Linked DNA regions of Homo sapiens: region 2 is linked to region 1. A link is a contact called in ENCODE Hi-C data. All regions are on one chromosome and are shown on one strand. The core of a region is the stretch at or near the end of the contact, and the rest is flanking DNA. Distances in the headings are between cores, read along the strand shown.

What was found. Hi-C counts contacts between places; a loop is a spot of excess contacts on that map. Pooled maps may share reads with other maps.
Region 2: a map of aorta shows a loop between it and region 1 (4-fold over the local background). The contact joins two enhancer-like sites. A Hi-C loop is called at or near these places in 3 of 168 maps with a recorded cell type or tissue (aorta, ascending aorta and endothelial cell of umbilical vein) and 4 of 50 pooled maps.

The regions. Positions count from the first base shown.
Region 1 is chr2:67,844,081-67,849,311 of GRCh38, reverse strand. No RefSeq gene overlaps it. Among named protein-coding and RNA genes, the nearest start is that of LINC01812, 21 kb to the right of the region's middle. Within about 2 kb of position 2,816, at least 13 of the 41 ENCODE cell types and tissues checked have a DNase peak (open chromatin) inside an H3K27ac peak, as active enhancers do.
Region 2 is chr2:66,837,534-66,842,764 of GRCh38, reverse strand. No RefSeq gene overlaps it. Among named protein-coding and RNA genes, the nearest start is that of LINC01799, 64 kb to the left of the region's middle. Within about 2 kb of position 1,989, at least 6 of the 41 ENCODE cell types and tissues checked have a DNase peak (open chromatin) inside an H3K27ac peak, as active enhancers do.

The sequences.
Region 1 (5,231 bases), core at 1,567-4,066:
ATGATTCTGAAGCAACCCAGGGATCAACCTGATGTTCATTTTATTCTTCCTACTGTTCTTTTACAACAGGAACTGGATTTTATTTGAGGGACAATGTGCTCAGCTTCTCTTGTAGCTAGAAGTTAGCAAATTAAATTAAGAAGTGGCTCAGTGGGATGTCCAGGAAAGCTTGAGAAGGGAACAATAGCTGACATGTACTTCCTTTTGTTCTTCCCATTTTTTTCTGCTCCATGCCTGGATATAAATGTGACTACTGGAGGCCCAGCCAACAGCCATCTTAGACCATGAGACAGTGTTGCAGATGGAAACCATGTGCTAACTGTGATGGAGCATAAAGATAGAAGGATCCTGACACTCCAGCACTTCCATGTCCTCCTGGACTGCCTTGCTCAGGACTTCCTTCACACGAGGAGGAAGCACATTTATTTAATCACTGTTATATCCAGCCCCTGCTACTAACAGTCAAATGCAATTCCTAACTGATACAGATGCCTTCCCCTCAATGAGTAGCGTCCTTGTTTCTTTGCAGCTAGCTCCTGGAAACGCTGTCTGTTGGTCTATGCTGATTCACAAGCCCCTACAAGAGCAGAGTTGGACTCAGCTTCTGCTAATGAGCAGAGGAATTGCTTGCGAATACAATGCTGGGATTATAAGGTGCTGGCAGCCATGCCAGAATAATAAGGCCAGATGGAAAATCATACTAGTAAATATCTTCGGTGAATATCCTGTCCCACTCCAGTGCCCTCCAAATACCGTAGCCCAGATCTACAGTTCATGTGGTGGGATTGCAGCCTCTCTTTCCCAGAGCCATCATTTCTGTCTGTGGGGAGAATGATGAGGGTCTTGGGTACTACTCCAAATTTTTCTCTGTGTAGCTATTCAGCAGGAGCCCATATTTGTTCCAACTTGTGACCAAAATCCTTGTTTGCTTGAGTTTTTTTTTTCCTCTAGCAATTTCATCTGTAATCTCAAAGATGAACGTTGCAATTTGCTGGGCTAATCTAATCCACCTTTGGCTTAACAATACCCTGTACTGGAAGAGGCCTAGAGGGCACCAGGCACTTGTTGGCTCACTGTGTCTTTATATTATAGGAGCACCCTCTTGACATTTGCCTTTGGGCCTTGTAGAGTTATACCCACTTTTGACATAATTTTAAGGCTAAATTTCAGGGAGAAATTTCAGAAAGATTCCTATAATCCTTGAATTGCTGTCCCTTCAAAGAGGTAGTTAATCTTTCAGTGGTATCTTGGCACATTCCTGGGACCAAAATAAGCAGGACAGATCTGAGACAGCAGACCCAGGGAAGAGGAAAATTCTCTGCTGGTCTTCCTCTTATGGGTGGGTGGGTTTGGTGGTCGTGGGCCAGATCTGAGTATGTTTATCAAAGGCAGCTGCTGGTGCAATTTAAACTGAATTCAGAAATTAGGATGGCAACGTTGCCACCATTAGTGAGTTTTCAGTGGGTTGTCTAAATGCTATGGTAAGTTGGTGGTCTGACTATATTTAGGGCCACATATTACTCACATAATCCTATTTATCTTACATATCCCAAATTTGCTTAAAAACCGGGATTGAGTAGGTAGGTGAAGTTGTGAGAGGAGGGAAAAAGTAAATGTCTTCTGTCTAATGACCTGAAAACAAATTTGCAAGATGGTTCTGGTAGAAGGAATTTTTTCCTCTTGGAATTACTTGTAGTTAAATACACAAAGAGTATAGCCAGAAGGAAGGGGTTTGTAAAGATAAAATACATATTTCCTTTTGAAACCTTTTTTTTTTTTTTCAACATATGTGACCTTAACCCAAACCCTAGTCTTTACTTCCATTTTGCTGAGATTTAAATAAAACAAACTAAAATTTGCAGGGAAGCCTGCCATAGTGTGTGTGTATTTTTTTTTTTTTAACTTTCCCCTTTTTTCAGGAGATTCTGGTAAATGAATTGAATAAATGTACTTAAGAAAAAAATCAACTCAGCTGGCACAAATCACTAATATCATGGGCTAAAGATTTCACTATTTTTTACAAGCCTTAATAATTATATAACTGTCTAGACAGCACTGTCCAGTAGAAATATGATCTAATGTGTATGATGCATAATTTAAAATTTTCTAGCAGCCACATTAAAAAAGGTGAAATTGACTTTAATATATTTAATTTACCCCAATTTATCCCAAATACTATCATTTCAACATGTGGTCAATGTGAAAAATCAATGAGATATTTTATACATTTTTTTTTTTTTTTTTTTTTTTTTTTTTACAGAATATCCCAATTTGGACTAGCCACATTTTAAGTGGCCAATAGCCACTCGTGGCTGGTGACTCCTGTATTGGACAGAGTAAGTCTAGAGGGCAGAGATCGTATCTGATTTACTCTATTCCCTTCCCAGTTTAACAAACCAGTGCCTAAATAACTGATTATTATTATTATTTTTTAAAGGACTGATTTTTGATCATGAGTGTTTTAGAGTGCTAATGTCTCGTTAGACGTTCTGGGAATAGAGCTGGTCAACTAGAAAAAGGAAAAGTTGTTCTCCAGAGACCCAGGCTTTTTGAATAGAAGAAGAAATGTCCCTAGAAGAAATGTCAGGCTGTGGGTTCCACGTTTTCTGGAAGTTACCCCCTTGCAAACAGGCAGGTTCAAGGCATCCATTTTTTTTTCTACCCGTAGGGGGAGCTCTTGGCCCTTTACTCTTAATAAATTCCAAGTCTGGTTCTCAGAGGCCGGCAGTTTGGAGTTCTTTCACCTGGGTCTGTGGAGAGGTTGTTTTTGGCTTCAAACCAGCAGTGCTTTCGCAATCTCCACACGTTACGGCTGCTGAAATGCGAGGACACCAGCCGGGTGGCGGCTTGAGTCTTGTGATTCCCAGGCAGTCCGGCGAAATGATAAACAAAAGTCTTTTGTGCAATATTAATAAGCTTTAAGCACTCCCCAGCCGAGCCCCTTGTCATCCAAGTAAGTCATGTGTATCAAAAGCCCTTATATGTGAAAGTTTGTTTTCATATCTGGCCAGCGTTGAATGGGAGCCCCCTTTGCCATGTTGTAAAACAAACATTTGTTTATTTTGTGAACAGTGCTGGCAGTATGATACAGGAACTGGGGGCTGAATGGAGAGACCCCTTTCCAAGGAGGCGCCTTTGAAAACCTTTTTGCTGGACCATTCCAACTGTCAACTGATCTTGAGTTCTGTTTACATTAAGACAATAACAGTGTTTCCTAAATAAATAAGTTAGGGACACCCGTGGGCCTTAATGAAACCCCATAAATGGGATGGAGGGGTGGGAGTGGGGAAGGAGTTTTTGTGCTGTGCAGAAACAATGGCCAGTTCATCTTACGGTGTCCCCAAGGCTTGTGTTTTTAAGACAGAAGGGGGCCTTTGTGTTAATTACACTGATAAAAACTCCCCTGGCAGGGCTTCCCCTGGACCGGTGGCATAAAAGATGTGACATTTCGCCCGTGTGAATGCCACACTGCCAAACAGACATTTTCTTAAGCAGAGAAGGCCAGCCCCCACCCCCTCTTCCTCACCAGTTGATCAGCTAACCTCTCCTGGTGTGTAGAGAAAATAAATAAAAACTGTAAGACTAAACCATCTGCTGCTGGGGGTGTCTGGCTTCTTTCTTAGTTGGGTTGGAGCTTCCAGGAATCCATCCATTTTGGTTTCTGAACGGTCCAAGTTGTCCTCAGGTAGGATGGACATAGAGGCAGACGGCTTGTAGTGGAGGAGGAGATGTTGCCCTGAGAGTTTGGGTTTCAGTGGGTTTTCCTGGGAAGCAGGAATTTCAGCTTGTTACTGGAAGTTACATTTCTGAGCAAAAGACGTATGCTAGGTGAAGACTGAAGGCTGAAGATGAGGAACCAGCAGGGCTCACTGCTTGTAAATTAGAAAATAATTTTCTAAATACTATGGTACTGCCATACAAAGTCGCTAAAATAGAGACTGTCATACAAATATTTTCAATTATAAGGATTTCTTATTTGTTCCACAGAAACATATTTAATATACATTTAATGTTAACATTCATATAATTTCATAACTTGCTTTTTTTTAGGTTAGTATTTTTTGATGGGCATTTTCTCCAACTTGCCACCTAATTTTTATAATGATCATTTTCAGTGAATGTACAATCTTCTAAGTGGATATACCATAATTTGCTAATCTGTATCCTTATCCTTGGGTACTCAGAATGTTTAGGATTTTTCATTATCATAAAATACTACAATGAATATCTTCATACCATACATTATTTCCTTTTTGGAGAAATATTGAGATAAATCTGCAGGCTATGATTACTTACGGCTTTTTGACACATAATAGCATGGTAGTTTCCCAGAAGGATTTTAAAATAAAGTAGCTTACTTTTCAGACTATGACGGTTACCTCCTTTTATAGTGGTTTCTTCGCACTTTCACTCCCCTCTAGCCCTTCTTATTTGTTCAGGACAATCCTTTCCCGTTCATGGGCTCCCTCAAATATCTCCACACAAATATTACCTGCTCCTTCTTATAAGGCTGATTCTGGGATATATTCATATGTTAAATGCAACTTGTAGTCACCATTATAATGTTTCAATGTGTAATACATTGAATAAATTCCTAATTGCCATGGTCTAGATATGGGTAAGATACCCTTAGTTGTAGAGTAATTTCTAATTTATATACTATGTCCTCATCCTCCAATAGCTTGAAATTGTTAATGTGGTCAGTATCTTTTCAGAAGTCTGCTCAGTTCGATGGCCAGAACTTCTCAATCTGTGAGAGTAATGGCCGTGTTTGGGCACATGACTGTGACCCCACTCTCCAACCCATGTCTGATGGGACCATGTGTGGACACTTGGAACAGACTGAGCCATGTGCTGTCATAGAGATAGAGGAAGAGAGGTGGGAGAATGGGGAGGTGGAGGAGAGGAAGAGGTGGGGGGAGAGAGGAAAGGAGAGAGAAAGGGAGAGAAGGAGACAGGAGAGAGAGAAAAGGGAGAGAGGAGAGAGAAAGGGAGAAAGGCAAGAAAGAGAAAGGAAGAGAGAGAAAGAAAGGGAGAGAGGGAGGGAAAGAGAGGGAGGGAGGGAGAGAGAATGCAGCAGAAAAATTGTTTCCTGGGTTTCTAATTATTTTCCTTCCCGTAGTTTCAGTCATTCAGCCATTTCTCAAGTCTGGCTGCATATTTTTGGCTTTGAATTTGGAGAGACACCCCACCCTACAAGAATTCTTGTAATAAATCTCTCTCCCCTCTTT
Region 2 (5,231 bases), core at 740-3,239, 1.0 Mb after region 1:
AATCCTAAAGAGGATGAAATATGTTCGAAAGTACACAATAATCAATGTCAGGCGACATAATAGATAATGCCCCAGTGATACTTTATAGAGTATATGAACAATTAAGGTAATTATCAATACTAACTATTTCATAGAAATGTGCTACCAAAAACAAAATTATACTAGGGTCTAAGTGATAAGAAAGCCGCAGCCATAATGGGAGTCTTTCTAAGGCCTTACCTTTTCTTTTCTTCACTACTAACTGTTTGACTAAGAGAGCTGAAAATTATACCATTTGTGTTAGAATCAAATGCAAATGGAATAATTGTCCCTTTTCTAATCAAAACACATTTGTGGATTGAAATACCACATGGGGCAATTTTCAGTTAATCATGGATGTTAATAAATATGACTCTAAGCTCATAAACAAACATTCCTTTGGCTAATATAGGAAATTATTGTTAAGCTTGATCAGACATGTAACAAAAACTGAACTTTGCAGAAAGTCAGCAAATTAACCATCTGAAAATAGAGATGAGCATCAACAGTAATAAAAGATTAGATTTAGCTAAAATGCTTAGACAAATCAGGCATTAGCATTAGGAAATATTTAAAGCTAGCTTTGCTGAAAATGGAGAATATTAAGTATTATGAGAGCATTAGCTTCTCTAATGAGAAAAAACTAGATGCTTGGCGATTAGAGATTTTAAAAACTAGAAAATCAGGTTTATCAAAATCAAAATTACCCAGAGCCTAAATTATATCAGAGCCTCTAACAATGAATGGTGTTTTCAAGTGATATAGAAATATTTGGTACTCATTCTATTTCCATTACTGAGCTTGTAAACAAATTTGAGATTCCCTCCTTTAGCCTTGCCTAAATATAAACTATATATTTATTTTGGTGACAAAATACCTGAATAGCTATAAAAGTATTACAATCATCTACAAGACCAGGGCTAGATCAGGCCTGCAGAGGCGCTAAGCACAGAAACGCTTAAGGCCCCACCTTTCCCTCCTGCTGTGCATTTAAAATAAAAACACCAGTCTTAAATCACAAAACTAATATGTGTGCTACAACTAAAACATCTTCTCTCAGATTTACTCATTTTGGAATTCTAATATGTTTCTCAAAGGTGAGCGTTTCTCTTTCACATGAGTGAGTGGGCTCGCTTCCATGTGCTTTCCGGGTACCCTAAGTGAAGTCCGCTCTTCGGCGACTCCGCACTTTGAAAAAAAAAGCCTTGAAATGAAAGCAGTATAAGTTAATATCATCATCCAGGCTTTAAGAAGAAGAATATTTTGTCGGTTTTTGTTTTGTTTGATTCTTTGCTTTGTTTTTTAGTCTGTAGGTCAATCCGTAAATATCTACATCCCAATGCAACCTCATGAAGTACAAGTGTGAGATCGTACTGTAATTTAAGCATCTAGGAAACCCAAGCTTTCATCTGAAAAATTGCAATAACAAATGCAAAGATCCAGCACTTCCTTTGGATTGTTTAGTTAATTGTCATTCTTCCCCACTTCTACTGAAAATATACACCTAAGTCTAGAAAAGAAGAAATTTTGAGTAACAAGGCAGTGTGTTCAGACTCAGGGGGCCACTTTTCATTACGTACGGGACTTTTTTATGATCTACTTTCTACTTTTCTAAAGCTCCATTCAATCAATAAACATGGCTAGTGAGAGTAATAATTGTTTCTATTTATGCGACACTAAGTACTCATCAGTCTCTTATTTATGTTGTCTTAACTTCTTAAACTCTTCCAACTATTCTGTACAGTAGGTACTATTTTTAATCCTCATTTTCTAAGTGAGAAAACTGAAGTTTAGAGAGCGTAAGAAACTTATCCTGGTTAATGGTATAGCTGGGATTTGAACCTAGAAAGACTTCAGAACTGCTGACAAGGATTAGCGAAAGCAAACGTACTTTGAGTGTTCTGAATTACTTACTTTAAAATATTCTGTGTAAGCCAAGATTGCGAAATGTCCCTATTCTAGATTGTGTAAGAAAAAATAACTACTCCTATTAAAGAATAGAATTTCTCCTTCTAGCTTTAAGTTCATAGCTTGTTGTTTCATTTTCTCCATTATCAAGGAAATAGAGTAAAAAAAGTACTTATTGTGCAGCATGCGGGTCCTTGTTTGAATCTACTTGCCCTTCTTCCTTACTGAAAACCAGACTAAACATTTCTGAATGTCTGCATTTAAAAATTTCCAACAGTAATGAATCGACTGTACTTGGGTTGCTCTAGCCGGATCCCCTCACTGTTAGCAGGTCTAACCTTCTACTGATATAATTGCATCACCACACTCATGGCCTTTCTGGTCCTTTCCTTGGATTTTCCAATATAATTAAAGTCCATGTAAAGCACTGGCTGTTCTTAAAATTGTTGTTGGAAGACTGGCAAGAAGGCAACGAACTCTCAAGGCATCATATCTTAAAGGAACCTATAAATGAAATAGGTCAAGGATGAGGCACGTAAGTGGCTGGGAAAAAAAAAAATCTCCGTTTAGTTTATACAACTTCAGCTTCCCTGTCTGTCCAGATTCCATATAAGGAATAGCAACTTTTTGAGCCAGCAGGCCTGGACATATTTCTTGGCCTTATAACTCACAGTTCTAGACATTCCAAGGTAGAGGGTCATTCAAACTGAGTTGTAATTTCTTGTGTATATTTATTTCCAAAGTATCTAATGCATAGTTTCCCAGTGAAATCATAGATGAAGGCTAGGGGAATGCTAACTGGGTTGTTTTTCAAGCGTGCCTACAAGAGGCAGTCTAAAAGAACTGCTCTGAGCTTATCAAGCAGAAGTGCCAGATGAGAGCTGGACCACCATAGCAGGAGCTCTCACACCACTTTGCAGTTCACCTGAACTCCAGCTTTGTCTGGGAGATGATATAAGAAGAGAAGAAGGAGAAAAGACATTCATGAGATTTAAGGAATAAATTCCCCTATTGTCACTAGTAGAGTGACATGCATAACACACTAACCAGGTTGATAGGGTAGTGTGATAGAGTCCAACAAGAATGTGCTGGGAGGTCAACCATCGGTATTTAGGTGTCTCTTCCAAATCCCAACCACTTATCAGCAGAGCAGTCCTGAGCACACAAATGGCAACTTAGTGCTTGGATTGCCTTGTGTGTGAAAACAAGTGGGACAGAGGAAGATGGCAGCACATTCTCTTTGCATCTGACAGTCACCAAAAATTAGAAGTCAAATTTTTCATATTTGAGTTTTTTTTTGTACTTGCAAAGTGAACAAATAGTATATTTAGTTTTACATCTTTAGGTGAAAATTAGGAAGGCAGGACAGATAATAAAATGAGCACAGTTTTTAAAAAGATCTAGAGTTGATCGTTATTAACTTTAAGATAATGAGAATAGTTTAATCAAAAGCATTTCTTAAACTTTCTTATAAATACTGAATTATCTGAGAAAAAGTTAAGTTACCCTCTAGTCATTCAACAAATATTTTTTGTTGTCTGTTAGTTCATTCATTCAGGCTTTACTGAACAGATGCACTTCTTGGTACTTGCAATATATCCATGAATAAAAGAGATGGATCCAGGCCCTCCTGGATTACATTCTCCTGGGGCTGGGGGGAGGCTCAATAAACAATAAAGATAATAAATGAGAAAGTTCTTCTACAAGCTAAAACATGTTATGTGCTAGGGAAGAAAGAGAAAATTTAGTAGGCTAAGGGAGTCAAGAGTTAGGAAGCTGGAGTTGGGGACTAAGGTAGCTTGTCTTCTTAAATAAAGCGATGAGGGGCCAGGCAGGATGGCTCATGCCTATAATCTCATCATTTTGGGAGGCTGAAGCTGGCAGCTTCCTCGAGCTCAGGAGTTCAATACCAGCCTGGGCAACATAGTGAAACCCCTTCTCTACAAAAAATACAAAAATTAGTCAGGCGTGGTAATGTGCTCCTGTGGTCCCGGTTACTCAGGAGGCTGAGGTGGGAGGATCACTTGAACCCAAGAGGTTGAGGTTGTAGTGAGTTGAGATCATACCACTGCACTCCAGCCTGAGCAACAGAGAAAGACCCTATATCAAAAAATAAAATAAAAAGTGGTGACAGTAGACCTCATTGAGAAGATGACTGACATTTCAGCTAAGATTTCTAGGAGTGAAGATGTGAGCTATGCAGATATCTGGAGAGGAGCAGTATGTGTTCAAAGAAAGGCAGATACCTCTAAGAACTGAGGCTCATTGCCCCAAGGAACATGAGAGGTCATCATAGGAATTTTCCCAGAGGAGAGTCACAACCTGTTTCTAAATTCACAAGTTGTACTAAAATCCATAAAGATTTTCTTTATGTTTATTAATGTATTTATTGTACTGCTTAGTGAACTCCCAGATAATTGGGAGTACATATATGTACTCAATATTATAGCTATGTACACATATGTACCCAATATTATAGCTACAATATATTCATATTATAGCTGTGCATTAAATATATCAATTTAACTTTACAGTTAAAATAAGTATGTATGTAAGTACAGTCTCCTATTCTAACTAATGCTCCCAAACCACCATCAGGCACTGAGTGTTGGTGTTCTAGTTGGGAGAATGGAAAAGTGTTATTCTATATAAATGTATTCACCCATTAACCATGAAGCGTAACTCAAGCATTTGTAGAATTTAATTCTACTGGCATTTATTCAGTGCTCACTTCTGTGCCAGAATATATGTTAGGCAAAATTGGGAATGAGGAGGCCCCAGTGGGGAGGAGTACAAAGCACAGAGTTTGGTCACTTAATCTTGACCAAATTCACCTTCTCATTTTCAAAATAAAAAGAGAATATCTTCTATTGCTCAAAGTTTTGGTGGGGATTAAATCAGGAAAGGCATCATCTACCTACAATAGTGTTGGTCACATATTTTGTATTCACATAACAAATACTGCTTATCTCTCCCCTGAATTAAATAAAGATGTTATTATTTTTAAATTAACTAAGATGAAGCCAAGGGGGAATATCAAGTTTGCTCCTGGAGAAGTTTCCCATCAGTGTACAATCAGCAGAAGATAATTTTTTTAAAATAGGATTTTAAAATCCCATTTTGCGGATATAAAGAGTACGTATACATAATGGAGTACTATTCAGTCATTAAAAAAAACTGAGATTCTGTCATTCGCAACAACATGGATGGAAATGGAGGTCATTATGATAAGTGAAATAAGCCAGGTATGGAGAGACAAACTTACATGTTCTCACTTATTTGTGGGAACTAAAATTTAAAACAAT